Regions from separate parts of the Homo sapiens genome. Here region 2 is linked to region 1. A link is a loop called in an ENCODE intact Hi-C map of the cell type or tissue named here. Cell type or tissue: PC-9. All regions are shown on one strand.

Region 1 (2,500 bases):
TCCTGGCTTAGTCTTTCCCTATCAGCGGCTGTCTACTCTTTCCCACAAATTTTAGTGACAAATATTTGCGGCCCCAAAAATGTGTAAAAGCTTTCTGCAGTATTCAAAGATCACTAATATGTATTCTCTTGATGGGGAGGTAGAATACGTTTATTGCCCCTTTTGTGTGCCGGGGAAGTGGACATTCATTCAGAGAGTTGAAGTGACTTTCCTGAAGCCACCAAGTTGTCATGGCTCAGCGGGGGCAAAAGCCAGGCACCACAGTTGCCTCTTGTTTCTCACACCTTGAGTCTTTCCCCCCATCTCAACAGTCCATGGTGGTGATCAAGTCATGGCCACTGTCATCATGTGCATGGAAGCTATAGAGTCCTCCTATTTCCTTTCTCTTTTCTTTTCTTTTTTTTTTTTTTTTTTTTTGAGATAGTAACCATTACCCATGCTGGAGGGCAGTGGTGCGATCTTGGCTCACTGCAACCTCCGCCTCCCAGGATCAAGCGATTCTCCCACCTCAGCCTCCCAAGTAGGTGGGACTACAGGTGCATACCACCATGCCCAGCTAATTTTTGTATTTTTTTTTTTTTTTTTTTTTTTTAGTACAGACAGGGTTTCACCATGTTGGCCAGGCTGGTCTCGAACTCCTGACCTCAGGTGATCTGCCCGCCTCAGCTTCCCAAAGTGCTGGGATTACAGGCGTGAGCGACCGCACCAGGCCGAGTCCTGCTATTTTCAAGGAACATTCCTTTTCCTACCAATCATTAGGCAGGCTTCAACATCAGCTGATGAGGGTTAGTGGTCGTTCTGGAGAAAGTGAAAAAAGAATCAGTCTCTAGAGGGGCTTGTGGAGTAACCGCCTGGTAACAGAAGGTCAGGGCAGGGAAGGCAAAGGGGCTCTGCGCGGATCTCTCAGCTCCGCAGGCGCCCCACTCTCCTCCAAGGGACCCGAGCGCCATCTGCTGAGAGGAGAACACGGCCCGCCATGGTTTCCCAAGGAGCAGCAGACACGGACCTCGCAGGGGGCAGCGAACCCACGTGACACAGTCTTCAAGTCCTTTGGAGAGCCCCAGGAAGGAACAACAGCGTGTACACCCTGTGATGGAATGTTCTCTAGGGCGGTTCAGTGTGAATGGAATGTGGGGCCGGTGCCATTCTAATTGGTTCTGTTTCCCTCTAGTGGTTGATCGCGGAGATTTCGGCTTCTCCATCAGGACAAGTTCAGATAGCCTGAGATGGTATCAGAACTCAGGGACAGAGCTGGGTGTGGCGGCCCTGCATCCATCTGCTTTCTCTCCATGCTAACTGATATGGTCAGAGAGCTGGAAGCAAATTCCAGGACCCCAGGGCTCCGCAAAGGCAAACACATTACTTCATCGGCTGCTGACATGCAACTTCCCCCAGGGGTTAAAACAATGTTTAATACTAACAGTAATAATATTTTTGAGTTTTACTTTATGCTGGCGCTGTTCTAATGTTGTAAGTGTATTAACTCATTTAAGCCTTACAACAACCTAAGGACATGGGAGTCATAGTTCCCATTTAAAAAAAAAAAAAAAAAAAGCCCACCATTGCTCTGAGGCTTTTTATGTTTTGGATCCAAAGCTAATATTGGTGGTGGTAATTCCCATGCCTGGCTTCGATCAATTAATCAGCAAATGCCTAGGACTGCTTAGGGTTCTGGCCTTCATCAAGACCTTACCCGGGCTTTATGATGATGACACCTGGCTTTTCAATAGCCATGACTGCTCACCCAGGAGGCAACGCCTCGAGTCATGCACCGAACACCTTTTATTGATCCTCTCCAACACCAGGCTCCGTGATGGCTGAGCTGGGGACACCTGTGACTGCACGTGAACATTTTGAGGCTGGGAATCCCAAAGGCCCTCGGCGTTGGCCTGGGAGCACCATGAAACAAGTAGAAGCAGAGAAGGATGGCAGAGGTGGCCCTCTGCATTAGGGCCTGGATGTATACACTGGTGCTAAGGGGGCCCCACAGCTAATAGGGGTTTGAGTTTGACTGACAGCCCCAGGCAGGAATCTGTGAGAGTTCTCACTGAACCTGGTGTGGGGGTGGCCCTCCTAAGGCATGTTGCTAAAGGCCATCTCTTCTGCCACTGACGCCTGTGTTCTGCAGGTCCATCCTGACGGGTCTGTTGCCACCAACCTCTGGGACTGTGCTCGTTGGGGGAAGGGACATTGAAACCAGCCTGGATGCAGTCCGGCAGAGCCTTGGCATGTGTCCACAGCACAACATCCTGTTCCACCAGTAAGCGACACAGGAACTGAGACCGCCCCATCCCCTCTCCTCACCTCTGCCCCCAGCACACTTCTCTAGAGCCCAGCTCAGGGGTGCCAGGCCTGGGCACAGGCAGAGATACAGACTCTTATTTGGTTTCCCCTATGTTTAAAGTCCTTTGTCCTACTTGCAGTGAGAATTGTCCCTGAGAATATGGGACTCTGCCTCTGCTGCTCAGAGCTGAGGGCTCCTCCCTCAGAAGGGTGAGGC
Region 2 (2,500 bases), 420 kb before region 1:
ATTACCCAGCCTCAGGTATTTTATTAAAGAACGGCCCAATATACTTAAGATTATAATTTCATAAGACTTACCTCTTTACAAAATGTTCTAGGGACCATGATTTTCAGAATCTGTATGAGCCTTGAGAAAAACACCTTGTCCACCACAGCTCGCTCCTTTTTCCCCTCTTTCTGCATTAAAAAAAAGAAGCCCTTTTAAGATAGCTATAACAAACATATCATAAAATTAAAGAACCATGTTTCATCTAAGTCAACATAAACAGCTATCAAGATAAAAACTGAATTTACAAAACACAGACTTGCATACTTACACTGCTCCTCATATTCAAACATGTTTTTGAGAAAACAATGTTATCTAAAAACTGAATAAGGAAGTGAGTTCTGGAACCACACAATTATCTGGGTGAAGAAAACTGCAAGCAGAAGAAATAGCAACTGCAAAATACCAAGGTGAACACCTGCAACGTGCTTGAGGAAGAACAAAATGGCCAACCTGGCTGGAGCTGTGAGGAAGGTACCATCACAGAGGACGAGGTCAGAGAGACAGCTGAAAAAAGGTCAAGGGTTTACTGAGTTTTGTATTAGCCACTTCCTGATTAACACCATATTTAAAAAAAAAAAATCCTGAACAGAATTTTGCCTGATATTAAATAGAGGAAACTTTTGGATTCCTAGATTTACCATTTAACATTTCCAATATACAGTCTGTCAATTCACTCTCTCTTCCTCATAAAATTCAAAGACAGACAAGGTTCTTTCACTTATGCAGCTCACATTCTAGCGGGAGAAACATAGACAAAAAATAAACCAATAAATAAATTATTACAGACAGACTAGACAGGGTCATGAGGGGAAAAAAAAGAACAGTTCACACAGGATGGTCTGAAAAGTCTCTTGACATTTAAGCTTAGACATAAATAAAAAAAAGCCATGTGATTATTTAAAGTGGGTAGCAGAGGGGAGGGAGTGAAGCACAAGGAACAACGAGCACAAAAATACAGTGTTGGAAATAAAATCGGTGTGCACATTTCACAGCAAGATGGCAGTATTGCTGTAGCAAAGGGAACAAGAATGAGAGAAGTTTAAAAGGTAGGCAGGGCTTATAAAGGACAGAGCCTTGAAGCCACAGTAAAGATTGAGAGCTTACTGTGAGTGTAGAGGGATTTAAAAGAAGATAATCTTACCTCTCTCAAGAGTTTTTTCATTTTCACTAGCTCCATGAAAATGGAAGTACTAAACCATTTGCAAAGATAAGGAAACACGTGACGAGACTTACTACTCTTGGACTGTTTGGAAGGACAGGGGAAACTTCTTGGAAAAGGCAAGACACTCCAGAAAAACCCCAATTCCCTGACTAACCCTTTCCCCAACTCCATTATCACAGCTCACTTATCTGGCTAACTACTGTGCTCCTGACAAACAAATACCTGTTTGTATTAGTAGAGTAACGCTATTAGTTAGCTATAATGTAAATGTGCTTTGATTAAATAAATATCTAACTTGATGAGCCTTAAGTGAACTGTTTGGGTACTGAATTAGAATAATAATAACTACCAACTATGTGTCAGACACTGTGCTAAGGCTTTATAGACATAATCCTAAGAAATAAGCACTGAGTGCAGTGCAGAACTGTAGGCCAAAAAAGGAAGTCTGAAGGCACTGTGTTTATAGGGTTAGACTAGAAAGACTACAATAGGAGGAACTGGAAAAGAATCCACCTACCCTGCAACTGCTGGAACAGAGACTCAGCATTTCAGGTCTTTCAGACAAAGTTGCAAACCTCATCCTACTGAGTTACAGGCTCAGTCTACTTAATTCATACATGCTTACATTCATTCATTCAACAAACAACTACTTGATCCAAACCCTATTCCAAATGATAAGCACACAACAGCAAACAAAACAGACAAAAAGCCCCACTCACAGTCCAGTTAGTTGAACTAGCCTATTCTCCTCAAGCTAAACCTTACACATTCAACCTAATCTGTTTGTATTTTCCCCAAACCCAGAAAACATAGGAAGAAAAGAGTAAAGAAAAGGTGATACATATTAACTACCTTTTTAAAAAAAGAAGTTAAACTACTTGTTCTTCCTCCTATCGCCATCACCACTCCCTCCTCACTTCACCTTGCCTTACCTGTAGGCAACACCCTTCTCTATTGCTAGCTGGAACTTTAAGTGGCACAATCCTGAGGTGAAATGGACATCTGAGTTAAACAGAGGACCACCTGTTTCTAGCTACTCTAAAGAAATGATCTAAGACAAACAATGAGGAAAGTTAGAAAAAAAGAATTACAAGAGAGTAACGTTGAAACACTTTAAAATATTAGTTGCTAACTTGTATAAAATTCCTCCTCATTTTCTTCTGTTCCTATTGTCACTTTCCCTATCCTTAAACTGACTGAAACCTGATGGATTTTCATTACGTTTCAATCCATGAAAGGAACTAACTATATTCTTCCAAATTATCATTGTTTTCTGCAAAGGATCACCTGGACTGG

Evidence for each region. A loop is a pair of places that touch in the nucleus more often than their neighbours do. Peaks named below come from ENCODE experiments on the same cell type or tissue, not always from the same donor. Only the 100,000 strongest peaks of a DNase experiment are listed, where the experiment ranks them.
Region 2: a loop joins it to region 1, with 11 times the contacts of the local background. A loop is called at or near these places in 27 of 110 quality-filtered maps.

The regions. Positions count from the first base shown.
Region 1 is chr1:94,044,373-94,046,872 of GRCh38, reverse strand. ABCA4 (ATP binding cassette subfamily A member 4) reads left to right here. Exons shown (of 50, transcript NM_000350.3): 20 at 2,129-2,260. Among named protein-coding and RNA genes, the nearest start is that of ABCA4, 76 kb to the left of the region's middle. RefSeq lists an enhancer at 2,015-2,500. In PC-9, CTCF peaks have their summits at 977 (motif pointing left) and 1,176 (motif pointing left); a DNase peak (open chromatin) is centred at 1,092; H3K27ac peaks cover 381 bases.
Region 2 is chr1:94,462,445-94,464,944 of GRCh38, reverse strand. ABCD3 (ATP binding cassette subfamily D member 3) reads right to left here. Exons shown (of 23, transcript NM_002858.4): 3 at 72-170. Among named protein-coding and RNA genes, the nearest start is that of ABCD3, 45 kb to the right of the region's middle. In PC-9, CTCF peaks have their summits at 830 and 1,030; a DNase peak (open chromatin) is centred at 1,044; H3K27ac peaks cover 903 bases.